Linked DNA regions of Homo sapiens: region 1 is linked to region 2. A link is an interaction called in ENCODE POLR2A ChIA-PET data of the cell type or tissue named here. Cell type or tissue: MCF 10A. All regions are shown on one strand. Each heading gives the region's core, and the rest is flanking DNA. Links, peaks and the distances in the headings are about the cores only. Region 1 overlaps SMARCE1 (SWI/SNF related BAF chromatin remodeling complex subunit E1). Region 2 overlaps KRT24 (keratin 24).

What was found. ChIA-PET counts read pairs that join two places held together with the same protein. Peaks named below come from ENCODE experiments on the same cell type or tissue, not always from the same donor. Only the 100,000 strongest peaks of a DNase experiment are listed, where the experiment ranks them.
Region 1: POLR2A ChIA-PET joins it to region 2 with 10 read pairs; 12 of 35 experiments call an interaction of 5 or more read pairs at or near these places.

Annotation. Positions count from the first base shown.
Region 1 is chr17:40,629,807-40,638,145 of GRCh38, reverse strand. It overlaps SMARCE1 (SWI/SNF related BAF chromatin remodeling complex subunit E1), which reads left to right. Exons shown (of 11, transcript NM_003079.5): 5 at 574-654; 6 at 1,620-1,751; 7 at 2,044-2,215; 8 at 5,779-5,951; 9 at 6,453-6,554; 10 at 7,222-7,432. Among named protein-coding and RNA genes, the nearest start is that of SMARCE1, 14 kb to the left of the region's middle. In MCF 10A, for the core only: no CTCF peak of the experiment used is centred there; no DNase peak of the experiment used is centred there.
Region 2 is chr17:40,691,997-40,700,335 of GRCh38, reverse strand. KRT24 (keratin 24) reads left to right here. Exons shown (of 8, transcript NM_019016.3): 4 at 1-114; 5 at 213-338; 6 at 675-892; 7 at 1,686-1,798; 8 at 1,996-2,345. The coding sequence ends at 2,099. LOC105371775 (a long non-coding RNA gene) reads right to left here. Exons shown (of 4, transcript XR_934751.2): 4 at 2,496-2,880. Among named protein-coding and RNA genes, the nearest start is that of KRT24, 7.6 kb to the left of the region's middle. In MCF 10A, for the core only: no CTCF peak of the experiment used is centred there; a DNase peak (open chromatin) is centred at 3,485.

The sequences.
Region 1 (8,339 bases), core at 242-8,241, 62 kb after region 2:
AGAACCTTAAGAGAAATAAAATCTCTAGCCTGGCAAAGGAGGTAAGGTGGTTTGTTATTTCACTAATTGTTTTTGTTTTTGAACCTGGGAAGTTGTTTTTGTGGTGGTGTTGGGAGTACATTCCTAGTGCTAATAGGTTAAGGCCCCTGTAGACAGTGTGAGAATGGTAAGTGTTAAGGGTTCAGATCCTGCTGCAGATAATCAAGTGTTGACTGTATGTGTAATGGTAATTGAGCAGAATAAGAGGGTACCAGGTAATGTCCTGAACTTGAGACGGTTGATATATAACCATATATTTTCAATGTATGGGTTACTGTGTAATATTTTATTTGTTCTTGCAGCCAGGTTGTCAAAGCATTGGCAATAAACTGCTAAGTAAAACATTTAAAAATTATGTGCTTAAAGTCATTTTCTTTTGAACATTTCTGAATTTGCAGTGATAGCTATTTTCAGTGAAGAAAATATTTGGACGAATAGAAGAAAGGCGCATTAGAATTTTTTAAGGGACTCTCTTTTCAGTTTGCCAGTGAACTCCTTACAGTTGAATAATGAATGTATTTAACTCTTTCGTAGGCATCCTCTGGTATCACGATTCCAAAACCCCCAAAGCCACCAGATAAGCCGCTGATGCCCTACATGAGGTACAGCAGAAAGGTAGGTGCTTAGGACCTGGTAAGGAGTGAGGACACTGTCTTTGCTGCTTCTTTGCTTAACATCCAACTTTAGATCGGCTTAGCCAGCTTTTCTGTGCATATTCAGAGGAAAGGTCCAAAAAAATACGGTTTTTAAAGCAATTAGTTCTGATTTCAAAATTCCAGAACTAAAATCCAACAAGAGGAGCGTGATTAAATAAACTGTTAAAATCCTTAAGATAGAATGTTCTATAGCCATTAAAGTCATTTCTTTTGGAGAATATTTAATGACGTGAGGAAAATGTTAAGTGAAGGAGGACTGCAAGACTACATGAATTAATATCTCATTTTTATAAAAATAATAGCAACCACATGTTAGTTTGAAGGGGGAAAACACAGAAGACAATAATTATCTCTAAGCAGTAAGCTTATGGTAGTTTTTATTTTCTTTTCCTCAAGTTTTCCTTTTTTTTTTTTTTTTTTTGGTGATGAGCCTACATTACTCTTAAAATAAAAAAAGTAGCCAATATCTTTATTAAAAGGCAGAGCATTATAACCACTATCTAGAAATGTTAAACCTTTTGATCTTGACTATTATATTTGTATTTGATAATATGATGTACCGTGTTATGCAAATTAAGCACTTTTCTTCTAAATTCACATGAACTTTTAGAGACGTAGACTATGTTATTGAAGTAACTCATCCTAAGTGTCTGTAGTGATTGGAGATATTCTTGCTTATCAAATTGAAGTATTTATAAGTGAGTGACGTGATGTCTGAGATCTATCTTAAAGTAATCCAGTAGGGCAAAGATAACTTGAGATTGGCCAGTTCTTGATAATTTTTGAAGTAGGCTGATGAGTACCTAGAAATTTGATACTGTTTTCTCTGCTTTGTATGTTGAAAAGTTTCCACATTAAAAACTATTTTTAAAGGTCTATACGTTTAGACATCAGTATTAACATTTCATCTGTTTTCTTTTTAAGGTCTGGGACCAAGTAAAGGCTTCCAACCCTGACCTAAAGTTGTGGGAGATTGGCAAGATTATTGGTGGCATGTGGCGAGATCTCACTGATGAAGAAAAACAAGAATATTTAAACGAATACGAAGCAGAAAAGGTAGGGTAGGGGCTCACAGTGGGATAGATAATGTGTAAAGTACATAAAACATTGGCTTACTATTTATAAAAGTAACATAAGATTTGGTCAGAACACTGATGCAGTACTGAGGCTCTGTCTACCTGAGTCAAGTCAGTTTCTCAAGGCCTCAGATTTCTTGCCTGTAAAAAGGAGATAATTATCCCAACACCCTGTTTACATCATATCTTTTGATATTCAAGTGAGATAACATAGGTCTGCATTATAACCTGCAAAATGTTAATTATAAAACCAAAAAACATTTGAATTTCAGATAGAGTACAATGAATCTATGAAGGCCTATCATAATTCCCCCGCGTACCTTGCTTACATAAATGCAAAAAGTCGTGCAGAAGCTGCTTTAGAGGAAGAAAGTCGACAGAGACAATCTCGCATGGAGAAAGGAGAACCGTACATGAGCATTCAGCCTGCTGAAGATCCAGATGGTAAAAGAAAAAAAGTGGGGTTTTGTTTATGCTTTCTCTGTGAGTTAAGATATGAGAAATCTCTTAAGTATAAGTTTTTATTTCTTATCCTAAATGGAAAAGAAAGTATAATTTAAGTATCGTCTTAGTATTTTGGTTATATTGAGTAAGATTTGTATGTGAATTTCCCACAAGAAAAAGAAATATCCTTTTCAGTGCAGAAAATAGCAAAAATTATTGATTGTTTATCAAAATCTTTGTACTCAAAATGCACGAAAGGTTTTTAAATCACAATCAGGATTTTGCCTCATCTGCTTTTAAAAAGCTAAATGCATTCTAATTATATCTTGTTTTCTTATTGGTTCACTAAATTCGCTGAATTAAAGGCTCTTAAGGGAGAAGCTAATGAGTATGTGGAAACATGAAGTTTCCTTTCCATTTAATTCAGAAATCCAATAAGAATGTATAAATATAGCTCATGCTACTATTTGTATGGGTGTACATGAGGGTATACCCATACAAATTGTATACATGCACACGAATGGCAGAGCTTCCTAATTGCCATTCTGTATGAGTAGTTAGCAGGTGTTCTGATTGTTCTGGTCTTGTGCAGCCAGGCAGGGTCTGAAGCTGCGAGGAGACCCAGAGATAGCCACCTGCAGTGTGAACACACTCAACCACATATCTAGTGTGCTGTATAAACATTAATAGTTTCTCTGTATACTGCTATGATGTGCAAAAGGTTAGAAGCTTTAGCTGCAAGCGACAAGAACATCAGGAAAATGATTTAAGATCCCATCTTAAAGTAGCAGTAACAAAGAGGAAGGCTATAAGAACTTTAAAGACAATATCAATGAGGGAGGAAGCAATAATAGTACCTGAAGACAAGAATAAGTTGATAAAAGTGGGGAAAAACAGAAGTCATTTTTAAAAATAATGTACTGGAATATTGTCAAATGTTCTCATAAATACAGACAGTGGAATGTAATACTATAGAGAATAGAATATGGAATAGAAACAGTATTGAATGTTAAGCAGAATCAGCAGTGCTAAAGACACACTAGCATCCTCACACTTTAATTACTCAAATGGGGTGATTAATGCAAGAGAAACATACAGAACTAAAAATCAGAAGACAATCCAGTCTACAGATATTGGGAGGATGGAGGTCAGTACAAGAGGAAACAAAGGCTAGCAACGTAAGTAGAAAATAACTAAAGCTTTCATTAACACCATGAACACTGAGAAGGACTAAAGAGATTCACTCAGAAACAGTCTGAAACTTGGGCCTATGATGTTTTTAACTTTCAGATTGGGTCTTAAAGTTGCTAGTAAATTCAGGTAGCAATTAAGATGCCAATATGAGAATGTCTTTAGCATACCAGTACGAAAATGATTAGAAAGAGGAATACTTGGGAGGTGGAAATGTATGTCAAATGTACATAACAGAAAGGTGGCATCTGCATGAAGTACAACAGCTACTGACTTCTTTAACAGAGGACTATCAAAAGATAGACATTGCCAGGCGCCATGGCTCACGCCTGTAATCCCAATACTTTGGGAAACTGAAGCAGGAGGATCGTTTGTGGCCAAGAGTTTGAGACCAGCCTGGGCAACACAGCAAGACCTTATCTCTACAGGATACTTAAAAATTAGCTGGGCATGGCGGCTTGTGCCTGTAGTCCCAGCTACTCCAGCTGAGGCTGAGGTAGGAGGATCAGTTGAGCCCAGGAGTTCAAGGCTGCAGTGAGCTATGATCATGCCACTGTCCTCCATCCTGGATGACAGGGCAATAACCAGTCTCAAAAAAAAGAAAAAAAAAAGAGGGCATGTGCAATTATCCACACAAGACAATGAAGGCTTTTATTCAGTGAGAGCCTCTTCATCATAGGATAAATAGCTGTTCAATTAGATCATAACCAGAGAAGCCATTCCCCCAAAAAAGGAAGCAGACGACTAACATGCAAAGAAGAACAAGCCCAAATTGCTTAGACCTTATGTCCCCATCTGTGGTCAACACTGGGGCCATATAAATGAAAGAAGAAAACAAAAGCTAACAACAAAAACAGATAACTTAGACAGATGTAGCACAGATGTACCATATATAACCCTAAAGGTGAAAAACTCTTAAAAAGTAGAAAGGTTACAGAGTTTTAAAAAAACTGTATCTTACCCAGTAGTTTTAATTTCAGAAGTTTATTTCCTAAAGAAATTACTCAAAAGGAAACAAAAGTAATTTTTTTAACTTTTTACAAAAACAACAGTTTTTAGCTGTAGTATTTATAATAATGAGAATTTTAGGAACTACTTAAGTGCCAGACAATAAGGGAGGTGCTAAACTGACATAGCAGCGCAACATAGGCCTCTGTAACAGGGTTTCCCCTGTAACAAGGTTTTCTTAAGTGTGGTTCCTCCCTGTCTGGTGGGTCACTGAGGTGATTAAGTGGTTCAGAGAGGAGCGTTTGTTTTAATATGTATTACTAAAGAGAAAGCTCTTTTTTTTTTTAAGTGAGTTAGTTTAAAGAAAAATATTAAGTAAACGATAGTACAGGCTGTTAGTAGATATATGAAAAACTATGAAGGTGATAGAGCAAAGACTGAGATTAAGGAAACACTAGATAGCTATTAAAAATAAGCCTGTAGTGTGTGTGCAGTGGCTCACACCTGTAATCCCAGCGCTTTGGGAGGCCAGGATGGGCAGATCACATGGGGTCAGGAGTTCAAGACCACCCTAGCCAACATGGTGAAATCCCATCTCTACTAAAAATACAAAAATTGGCCGGGCGTGGTGTCATGCGCCTGTAATTCCTGCTACTTGGGAGGCCGAGGCACAAGAATCACTTGAACCTGGCAGGTGGAGGTTGCAGTGAGCTGAGACTGGGCCACTGTACTCCAGCCTGGGTAACAAGAGGGAGATTCTGTCTCAAAACGAAACAGAAGCATATAAACCAGACCCATACTGTATGAACTTGGGTCATACCATTACACACTGACAACAGCTGGCTAAGTGTAAACTGACAAAAATTAAATTTGGAATCAGACATTTATTTTTCTTCTATAAAATTACTTGAGGGCCTGGGAAACTGAATATTGTTAGAGGTGATGTATTCTCTGCTGTCATAATTTTACAAATGGGCATTTTCATTCATTTTTAAAGTGCTACAAGTGACAAAGTCACTGCCCAGTTCATATGTTGTTCATTAGTTGTTAAATGCCTTAAGTTACTACCAAGAGAGTGAAACATTGGGCAGAATTTCAATTACTGCCATCACATACAGCCTTCACATTGATTCCGAAGCCAGAAGAGACATGTTGTATCTCGTTTATGTTTTAGCCAAATCCTTCTCAGACACAACATTATCACTTAAAGACTGTGAGATAAATTACTACCTTGGCCAATGAACACATTACGTCCTCTGTATGGTTTTTATCAAGTAACTGCCCCAGTGCTCCCATGACGCTGGGCAGGTCCACTTGTTAGGCCAGTGAGGGCCATAGTTCGTTGGTAATTAAGTGTTAACATTGTTACACTCCTTTTTATGGTTACTGGTGACCTGATTTCCAGAACAATTTGTTCACTCCAGATTATGATGATGGCTTTTCAATGAAGCATACAGCCACCGCCCGTTTCCAGAGAAACCACCGCCTCATCAGTGAAATTCTTAGTGAGAGTGTGGTGCCAGACGTTCGGTCAGTTGTCACAACAGCTAGAATGCAGGTCCTCAAACGGCAGGTCCAGTCCTTAATGGTTCATCAGGTAAAGTCATAAAACATTCATTTCAATAAGATGTGCCTATACCACAAATCCCAGGTGATATGATTCCTACACCATGCCTAAATCTACCTGTTAAATATGTCAATCTAACCTGTTCCTGATTTGGAGAAGAGGTTTAAGGAAGTGGACCTTTCCCAGATGTTTAATAAGTTTGTCATTAAAAACTATAATATAGAACCTTGTAATGGAAAGTATATTCGTTAAGAAATACGTGTGAACTTAAGAATTTTGAGGCATCCTATCAATCTTTACTGCTATGCTAAATATTTTTTCCCAAGGAATTGCTCAGGCCTGAAACAGTATTCTTTAACATTTACCTATTGATCATAATCATTTCTTTGTGCTGCATTTTGTATTTTTTAAATCTTAGCTAGACTCATGTGATAAATGATCTAAAGTTCAAAACATTATTTGGTACACTGTTTGAAAGTATGGACCATTAAAAAATGAGACACAATTATGAAGCCTGATCCTGTCTTGCAGCGAAAACTAGAAGCTGAACTTCTTCAAATAGAGGAACGACACCAGGAGAAGAAGAGGAAATTCCTGGAAAGCACAGATTCATTTAACAATGAACTTAAAAGGGTATCTGTTTAATATGTTAACTATACTTTTATCACTATACCTGTTACTTTATTTTTCCTCATTCTTTTTTCCAAAATAGTGTTTTTATTGAATGTTGTTCACTTTGAAACAGGGCTAACTTTATTATAAACCTGTAGGATCCTTTTTTTATAAGATTGTTCCCATTCTCTGGCAAAATTGCAATAAATTTGAAATATCATAGAGTATACACATATCTTCTAGGCCTGTAAATGCTAGAGCCCTCTGATATGTTAAACTCCCATACAGTCATTAATTACTTTCATTTTATTGTGATTTATTCATCAAATGTCGTCATTAAATGTAATTTATAATTTGCACTTTGCATTCAGACAAGGAAATCTAGTTGGTAGCCCAAAATGTAAAACGGAAGCCTTATGTATACCCCAGAACTTTCACTATTTTGCCTCACCAGCTGCTCTGGAATATCCTATATTATACAACTGCTAGAGCTGCTGTTTTTTCTTGTAGACCCAAGAGTTTCAGAGAAGACCTAGAACCACATTTTTTTGGCACACACACACACACATACAGGTGTATAGATATATATATATAGTTTATAGGCAAGAAAACCAACTTTTGAAAGAATATATCTGGCTCAAAAATTATAAGGAAAAAACATTACGGAGTTCTGTTTTTTTCTGATTAGTTGTGCGGTCTGAAAGTAGAAGTGGATATGGAGAAAATTGCAGCTGAGATTGCACAGGCAGAGGAACAGGCCCGCAAAAGGCAGGAGGAAAGGGAGAAGGAGGCCGCAGAGCAAGCTGAGCGCAGTCAGAGCAGCATCGTTCCTGAGGAAGAACAAGCAGCTAACAAAGGCGAGGAGAAGAAAGACGACGAGAACATTCCGATGGAGACAGGTAACCCACTAGCAACAAACGCAGAGGCAGTGCCAAGACTTTGTACGGCTGTCTTTAATTTAGGTTTTTCTTTCTAAGTGCAAGTATTCTGGTACCTGCCACTGAGGGTGATTCCCAGTACTAAATTTGACATGATATTGACATTCAGTATTTTAACCTTTAAATGCTTACATTATTTATCAAGATGTGGTTATTACCGTTAAGATTAATTGTCTTTGGTGTCCTAGGACAGCATTCTGCAAAGTAATACCTGTAAGCCAATCCTGCCCACCACTTGTTTTTGTAAATAAAACTGGAACACAGCCACACTTGTTTGTTTACATACTGTCTGTGGCTGCTTTGGGGATAAAACAGTATAGTTGAGTAGTTGCAACAACAACTGCCTGGCCTGCGAAGTCTAAAATATTTTCTATCTGGCTCTTTACAGAAAAAAATTGCCAGCTCTGTCCTAGAAAAACCCTTACTTCTAGGTATACTGATTTTCCTGATTAAAAGCATCCCTCAAGGTAAAAAATAATAATAATAACTTGTATAAATAAAACTTACATAAAGTACTGATTACATTGATCGTCACTTGTAATTTTGAGATCACCTTACCTCATGGCACTGTTTTAACACTGCCTAGTACACTGTGTAAACAGGACTAAGCTAAAAGTAGTTATGGAAAACAAAACCAAAGGCTTCCTGGAGCATCGTTGCAAGAAGTGGGAGGGACAGTAGTCATACTTGGTACTCAGATGACAACCATCTGGAAAACATGTAATGGAATATAGATATCTTTACCAGGTATTTCTGCAAAATTTAATCCAGCAGATTAACATTTGAAATGGTCATATTTTAAGTTTCAGTATCTGAGTCTCTTTCTGTTTTGTATGAATGTGTTTTTTATTGTAATGAATTTGGAGCA
Region 2 (8,339 bases), core at 283-8,282:
ATGAATGCTGCGCCAGGGACCGACCTGACCAAATTACTGAATGACATGAGGGCGCAGTACGAGGAGCTGGCTGAGCAAAACCGCCGAGAGGCTGAGGAGCGGTTCAACAAGCAGGTAGATCCTCTCTGCTGAGCACCTAAGCCAGTAGCCACACACAAGCCGCTTCTGCTCCTTTCATCAGCCTACAACAGCTGCATTATGTTTGTATTTAGAGCGCATCACTACAAGCACAAATCTCCACTGATGCTGGGGCAGCCACTTCTGCCAAGAATGAGATAACAGAACTAAAACGTACCCTGCAAGCCCTGGAAATTGAGCTTCAGTCCCAACTGGCCATGGTATGTGCAAATAGCTTTTCACATTTTCCAACAGGGAGTTAAGCAAATGCAGTTTTCTTTCTTTGCCAAGAGGTTCACTAGGCACATAAAAAAGGCAGTGTTAAGGAGAACTGCATTATGATTATAGAAAGCATTAAAAGTTAAAGATAATGTACTCTATTTTGCATAAAAGATTTAGTTTAAAAAGAAGTGCCAACCAAAATTAAAGAAGCAATGATATAACAATATAGGTTATATGGCGAAGGTGCACTTCTAGTGCCACATAAAATTGCATTTTTAAAAAATCATCCAATGATTTATTTTCATCATGAATTTTTTATTTGCTTTTTCTCTTAGAAAAGCTCCCTGGAGGGAACCCTGGCTGACACAGAAGCTGGCTACGTGGCTCAGCTGTCAGAAATTCAAACGCAGATCAGTGCCCTGGAGGAGGAGATCTGCCAGATCTGGGGTGAGACTAAATGCCAGAACGCAGAGTACAAGCAATTGCTGGACATCAAGACACGCCTGGAGGTGGAGATCGAGACCTACCGCCGCCTGCTCGATGGAGAGGGAGGGTAAACCAAAGTCATGAACAAACTAAAATGCATACCTTAGTGAATTTATTTTATAAAACCAAAATGGGACTCAGGGCTTAGACTTGTATATATAGAGAGTAATAAAGTAACAGACACAGGCTGCGTGCAGTGGCTCAGGCCTGTAATCCCAGCACTTTGGGAGGCTGAGGTGGGAGAATCACGTGAGCCCAGGAGTTCAAGACCAGCTTGAGCAACATAGCAAAACCCCTTCCTCTTCAAAAAATAATTTTTAAAAAATTAGCTGGAGGCTGGGCACAGTGGCTCATGCCTGTAATCCCGGCACTTTGGGAGGCCAAGGCAGGCAGATCACGTGAGGTCAGGAGTTCGAGACCAGCCTGGCCAACATGGTGAAATCCTGTCTCTACTAAAAATACAAAAATTAGCCAGGCGTGGTGGCACACACCTGTAGTCCCAGCTACTCAGGGGACTGAGGCGGGAAGATCACTTGAGCTCAGGAGGCTGAGGCTGCAGTGAGCTGTAATCATGCCACTATACTCCAGCCTGGGTGATAGAACGAGACCTTGTCTCAAAAAAAAAAAAAAAAAAATTAGCTGGGCATGGTGGTGCACACCTATAATCCCAGATACTGGGGAGGCTGAGACAGGAGGATCACTTGAGCCCAGGAGTGCAAGGTTGAACAAAAAAGCAGCAGACACAATCCAATTAAAACACATAAACACATCCAAAACTTCATCATGAAGAATCCCCGGGGCGGAGGCTTTCTCCTGCCTTTGCAAACTGCAAAGGAAAACATAATTCTTTTTTTCTCCAGTGGTTCTAGTTTTGCAGAATTTGGTGGTAGAAACTCAGGATCTGTAAACATGGGATCCAGGGATCTGGTATCTGGTGACTCAAGATCTGGAAGCTGTTCTGGTCAAGGACGAGGTAGACTTTTTTTAATATTGATAATAGTTCTGTAATTTAAAAGTGAAGACATACTTTGCTTGTCATACTAAAAGAGTCCGCTATTTTTTACATAATCTTACCCAGACAGAACACGTTGAATGCATGTGATTGAATTTCTCTTGCTCTGTGTTTCTGTGAGAGTTTCCAGACTGACATTGCAATCCCATGATTTTCAGATTCAAGCAAGACTAGAGTGACTAAGACTATCGTAGAGGAGTTGGTGGATGGCAAGGTTGTCTCGTCTCAAGTCAGCAGTATTTCTGAGGTGAAAGTTAAATAAGGAACTTCCAGATCAACAAAAGTGTCTTTCAAAGAAAAAAAAATCAAGAAGGACACAAGCGAAGAAATGGCATCAATCTAGGCATCTTTCTGGATAATTTCAGGAAAAGCTTCAGTCCAGAAATGGATGACTAGCCAACTTTTCTGCATCTTCTTATTTCCTCATTAGAATGCTCTTGAAATAGCTGAATTAACAACTTTGCTTTAATTGTTTCTATGCTTCAATAAATTTACTTTTGCAAGTTAATTATTACTTATTTTTTTAAAAAGTATTTTACCTAGGAAGGAAGCTATCAAGTATGATCTAGCTGCATGACTATATTACTAATGTCAGTTCATTCTTTATATCTTACTGTTGTAACTGAGCGAGTTATAGAGAAATGACACACTCTGAGACTAATTCAGGAGTCCTTTTATTGCCGGCGAACAAGACGGCTAGAGCTCAAAATTCTCTCGGCCCCGAAGAAGGGGCTAGATTTCTTTTTATATCGTGGTCTAAATAGGGGAGAGGGAGTTTAGCTGAAGCAATTTTTACAGAAGCAGAACAGGCAAACCAATTAAGAAAGATTAATTGGTTACAGAAACAGTTACAGAAAAGTAAACAGTTCCAGGTGCAGGGGCTCAAACTATCACAAAGAGATAATGCAGGGGCTTTGGGTGCCATCCCCCAAGCGCGTCCTCAGGAACTGCTGATTTAGCTTGCCTCGATATCTCATCAGTAAGCGCATTCCTGGATGTGCTCGGAGTCAGCTTGCACTACTTATGCCTTTAAGGGAGGGGAGCTGCAAGTGAAGAAACAAAAATGGAGTCTGTCCGGCTCTCTCAGCTAAGAGAGACAATCAGGTTAAAACGAGGTAGGGTATCACATTACCTTCTTTATACAATTCAGATTATAGTCATTTTTTTAATGTGGGCATTTTTAATGGCATCACATAAGAACTCAGTGGCATGATAGCTGAAATTAGACTACCGTGTCAACGGCTTAGCCCACAAAGAAGGATGTGATTATTTTAATAATCAACTTATAATTAATGTCTAGTTTATATATGTCCATCACTGAACTCGATATTTTATAAGATAAAAAAGAAACTCAAAATCTCCCTCCTACTTCAAAAAGCTCACATTTCAGCAGAGAAGAAGAGCTAAAACACAAAGAAGACAGCAAGCAATAAAAAGCTGTTAATAGTAAAGACTTGATTTCACAATCTGCATCAGAAGTGACATAGGAATCAGACATGTGTGTTTACAGGACATTTAGGACAGGGGCCAAAAAAGAGTCTTGGGAAATAAGATTGGCTATGTGATATGGCAATCTGATTTCCTGAAACCTTGAAAGCCCCAAAGAGAAGAGATCCTCAGGCACTTGTTCCCCTGCCAAATCTAGCCACATCTTTAGCCAAAACCTGCCACTTCGCCAAGCTGGTGTTTCTTTTCCCCAGTCTCCACTGCTAAGATCTTTCATCCCGTTGGTGGTCATAGCCCTATTCTTTCATTTCTACAGTATCCCTGAGGCCACATGGCTTTGTCTTGTCTTGTTTGGGATGATGAAACCTGTTAAGATTGGGTAGGAGGTGGTACGGGCCCCAGGAAGAACCAGGCATAGCACCAACCCAGGCTGGCTAAGGGCTTTCTCAATCAAGGAATTTAATATGCCCATATCACAAATTAGAGAATCAACTCTACAAGCCAGTCCTCAAGGAAAGAACACGGGACGTGGCATAAAAAGCCAAATGTAAAGTTATAAAAGGACAAATCTGAACATGTATCTTCCAATATAAAACCAATTAAGAATTGTGTGAGCATATCAAACCTATCATCAAAACATGTAGTTTTTCATCTTCTGGGCACATTGAATAAAACTTAAAATGAACCTCTGGGTACATTATGACTTCTGCTTAAATAGCTAACCACAGAATAAGGTTAATAGCTAACCACAGAATAAACATTAAACCACTACTCAAAGAAAAAGAGCAATGTTAAGTTGCTTAAGTCAAAGCTGTTTTCCACCATCAAATCATTACAATAAATAAAACCCTGAATGCTTCTTCTCTGCTGAAATACTAAAAGTCTGAACCAGCTCATCCAACTGGATTCATAGCTCAAGAGCAGAAATGGAAATCTGCCGTAAGCAGCCTGCAGAACCTAAGCCATCCCGGCCACATCAGCGAAGCCTCTCTCTGTGGGTCTTCTCAAGTCTAACCTTCTAGCTGTGGATTTTGGCCACCTGAGACCTATGTTCATGGCTAGTACTATTTTCATGTCAAGGCAAAAGTATAAGGCTACTCTGAAAGTCATCTCGAGGTGAAAACCCTCATCTGTTCTTCCTTGTCATGCGTTAAGATGCTGCGTTTGTACTGAATGATTGTTTACAAATATAGAAAAGGCCCAATCATAGACACCAGAACACTGAGACACAATAGAATGTGTTGTTAAGGGCATGTTCAATTTTGAAAACTGAAACTATTCAACCATTTTGGATCATAAAACGTATTTACAGTGCTGAATAAAAAGTTAAGGACATGGTGTTCATACATTATTACTTGCCTTAAAATTATTTTAAAACTCTACAATAGGAATATGTTTATTGTGAGACCCTAAAGTTCAGCTCTCCAGGCAATTTTTTTGCTTTGTTTTGTTACAGGGTCTCGCTCTGTTGCCCAGGCTGGAGTGTAGTGGTGCCATCTCGATTCACCTGCAGCCTCAACTTCCTGGGCTCAAGCAATCCTCCCACCTCAGCCTCCTGAGTAGCTGCAGGCAACCATGCCCAGCTAATTTTGTTTATTTTTTGTAGAGATGGAGTTTCACTATGTTGCCCAGGCTGGTCTCAAACTCCTGGGCTCAAGCAATCCTCCCACCTCGGCCTTCCAAAGGGCTGGGGTTATAGGCATGAACGACTGCATTCAGCCTCAACTTTTGAATGAGAGGAACACATTTCTTTTTTCTAAGAGTGGATTTACTGTAAGAAGGGAGAGCTCATGCCCACATGCACATGGGCTTTCTTTTTTGTTTGTTTGTTTTTTTTGAGACAGAGTCTCTCGCTTGTCGCCCAGGCTGGAGTGCAGCGGCGCGATCTCGCCTCCACCTCCCAGGTTCAAGCGATTCTCCTGCCTCAGCCTCCTGAGTAGCTGGGATTACAGGCACGCGCCACCAAGCCCAGCTAATTTTTGTATTTTTAGTAGAGACGGGGTTTCACCATGTTGGCCAGGCTGGTCTCGAACTCCTGACCTTGGGATCCGCCCACCTCGGCCTCCCAAAGTGCTGGGATTACAGGCGTGAGCCACCGCACCCAGCCTCGCACATGGGTTTTCACCCGTTGACTTTTAATCCAGAGATTCACAGGGTTGTTTTTTCTTTCTCACCTCAGGGAAGTATACACAAGAATGATGAGAATGGTCGACGTGGCATCCATCCTCACAGAGATGACAAACAAGAAACAAGGTTCACAGCAGGCAGCTCAGAGTAAACGGCTAAAGTATTTGAAGCTCTAAGGAAAGTGGCCTAAACTGGCTTGACGACTTCGTGGAATTAGACAGTGTTCACCCAGGAGGAGACAAACTGGTGAATATAAATCACCCAAAATGAAGCTCAAGTAATATTATCCACACAACCTCCTCAAGGAACAAAATACTACAAGTAATAAACCACTTTAAAAACTTTTCAGTGGCTGAGATATGACACTTGGGTAACAGAAAATATTGATCAAGCCCTTCTGAAAACAAAGTACTCATTTGTAATATCAATGTCAATATGAAATGATAATGCAGGAAAGAAGCAAATGTTAATAGTTCAACCACTTTTTTAAAAGTTAGCACTTAAATAGCAGGTAAGGGACAAGCCCAGAGGTATCCTGTGTACAAAGCTTGGACTTCCAGAGAGGGGGCATGATGAAGTTATTTTGCTGACAGAACCACAAGGAACATGAAGCTTATAACATGTGCTTTGTTATAAGCACATGCGAGCTTATAACAAAATTGCGATAGGATGTGCATTGCATGCCTCAGTCACCCAGGCTGGAGTGCAGTGGTGCAATCACAGCTCACTGCTGCCTAGACCTCCTGAGCTCAAGCGATCCTCCCACCTCAGCCCCCTGAGTAGCTGGGACTACAGGTGTGCTCCACCATGCCCAGCTAATTTTTGTATTTTTTGTAGAGATGGGGTTTTGCTGGGATTACGGGAGTGGCTCACACCTGTAATCTCAGCACTTTGGGAGGCTGAGGCGGGAGGATCACTTGAGCCCAGGAGTTTGAGACCAGCCTGAGCAACATAGTAGGATCCTATCTCTACAAAAAAATACAAAAATTAGCTGGTACTGGTGGCATGTGCCTGTAGTCCCAGCTACTCAGGAGGCTAAGGCAGGAGAATCGCTTGAGCCCAGGAGGTTGAGGCTGCTATGAGCTGTGATGGCACCACTGCACTCCAGCCTGGGTGACAGAGTGAGACCTGGTCTCAAAAAGAAAAAAAAAAATTAGAGAAAGTGTAGCTCTATGTGGTTCCACCTGTGATGTAAAAGCATTACAATAAATTAATGTCTATAATTAACCTATGTAGATGTTTCTATAATAAGTGATGTCGAGCAGAATAACTTTTTGAGCAATCCAAAGGAGAAAAAACAGGAGGGCAAAAGGAATTTATATTTCATAAGCACGTGTTATGTATATAAACACTTTGTATCTATGTTTACATTTTATTTCACTTAATCCACAAACTCTCTGATGTAGGTATTACTGTTCCCATTTTATAGATGAAGAAAATAAAGCTGGGAGAGGTCATTTATTTAAAGGCCTCTCCCTTTAAATAAAGTGGAAAAATTACAAGTTAAAGCTCCATCTCCTAATTCCATGAGCTAGAATTCTACTCTACCAAAATAAGTGAAGTTCTGTAGTTTCATATCCTAGACTCACCAAGTGGCCTATTTCTGTGAGAGGTACCCCCCAAAAGTACTTTTTTTTTTTCATTTTTCCAAAACTGCTTCTCCCTCGCCTAAACAGGGAGGCTTCAAAATTTCCAGAACAGTTTTCTATCTATGTAGACAGGAGAAACCTGTTGACATTGGAGACCAGAAGAACTAAAAAAGATACCCATTGGTCTGAGTTCAGATATAAAGCAGGCTACCACATGGCCCTTTGGCCACTAAAACTGAAGCTGGATTTCAAGTTAAGGGCAAAACCAGGGGAAGACCAGCTTTCTAAGCAGGACAGGAGCATCTTGAAATGAGCTTCATAATCTCACAGTAGTAGCAACTGGAGGAAACTATTTCATTGAAAACCAATTTTTTAAAAATAAAAATAGAGACAGGGTCTCAATATGTTGCCCAGGCTGGTCTCCAACTCCTGGCCTGAAGTGATCCTCCTGCCTCAGCCTCCCAAAGTGCCGACATTACAGGCATGAGCCACCACGCCTGGCCAAAAACCAACTTTATATGTGCAGAAAGTACATATGATATGTAATTCTAAGCAAGAGCCATTCTAAAATTTTTATAACAATAAGGTGGTGAGGTGATCCTCTGCAAAGAATTTTATTAAAAAATTAACATATATTTTGAGAAATGTAATCACATTTCCAAGCATCCTCTCTCATCCTTGAAAACCCTCTACTTGTGCAATTCATAACTGAAATGATTAATGCCCAGAATTTACTGACCTGTGGAAAGAGCTTTTCCATAACTATCACAACTTTTGTTAATTAATTCTAACACTTTCATCTTTAGACACACTCTGCTTTTAGCTTGCAGGTGTCTGTAAATAAATTGCTTCGTATGATCTTTATTAATTTTAAATAAATTGCTTCATGTGATTTTTTATTAGTTTGACTAAGACCAAGACACTAGACTTTTAAATCTCCATGATGGGTTTTATGCAAATGAGGGCTTTGTTACACCGATTCAAGATGAGGTAACTTTGCTTGCCCCACTGGCTGTTCCACATCCAAATTTTCTATGAAGATTCAATATCATTGCTTTGTGATTTCTATTACAATCATAGCAACATAAAATTCCCAGAATGTTAAAGAGTTGGGTGGTGACTTTTATTCCAACCTCCCACCCAGAACAGAAATTGTCCCTGAAAGATTATTCTAGGTCTTCAGTCTGTGGCTGAAGGTCCCTGGAGCTTGGAAAGATCATGACTTTGTAAGGCAGTCCATTTCATTTAAGAACAGGTGTAATGTTAGAAATGTCTTCGTTTCCAAATCTGTCTCCCTGTGTAACTTCCAGCTCTTTGATTCTGGTTTAGCCCTTTAGAGC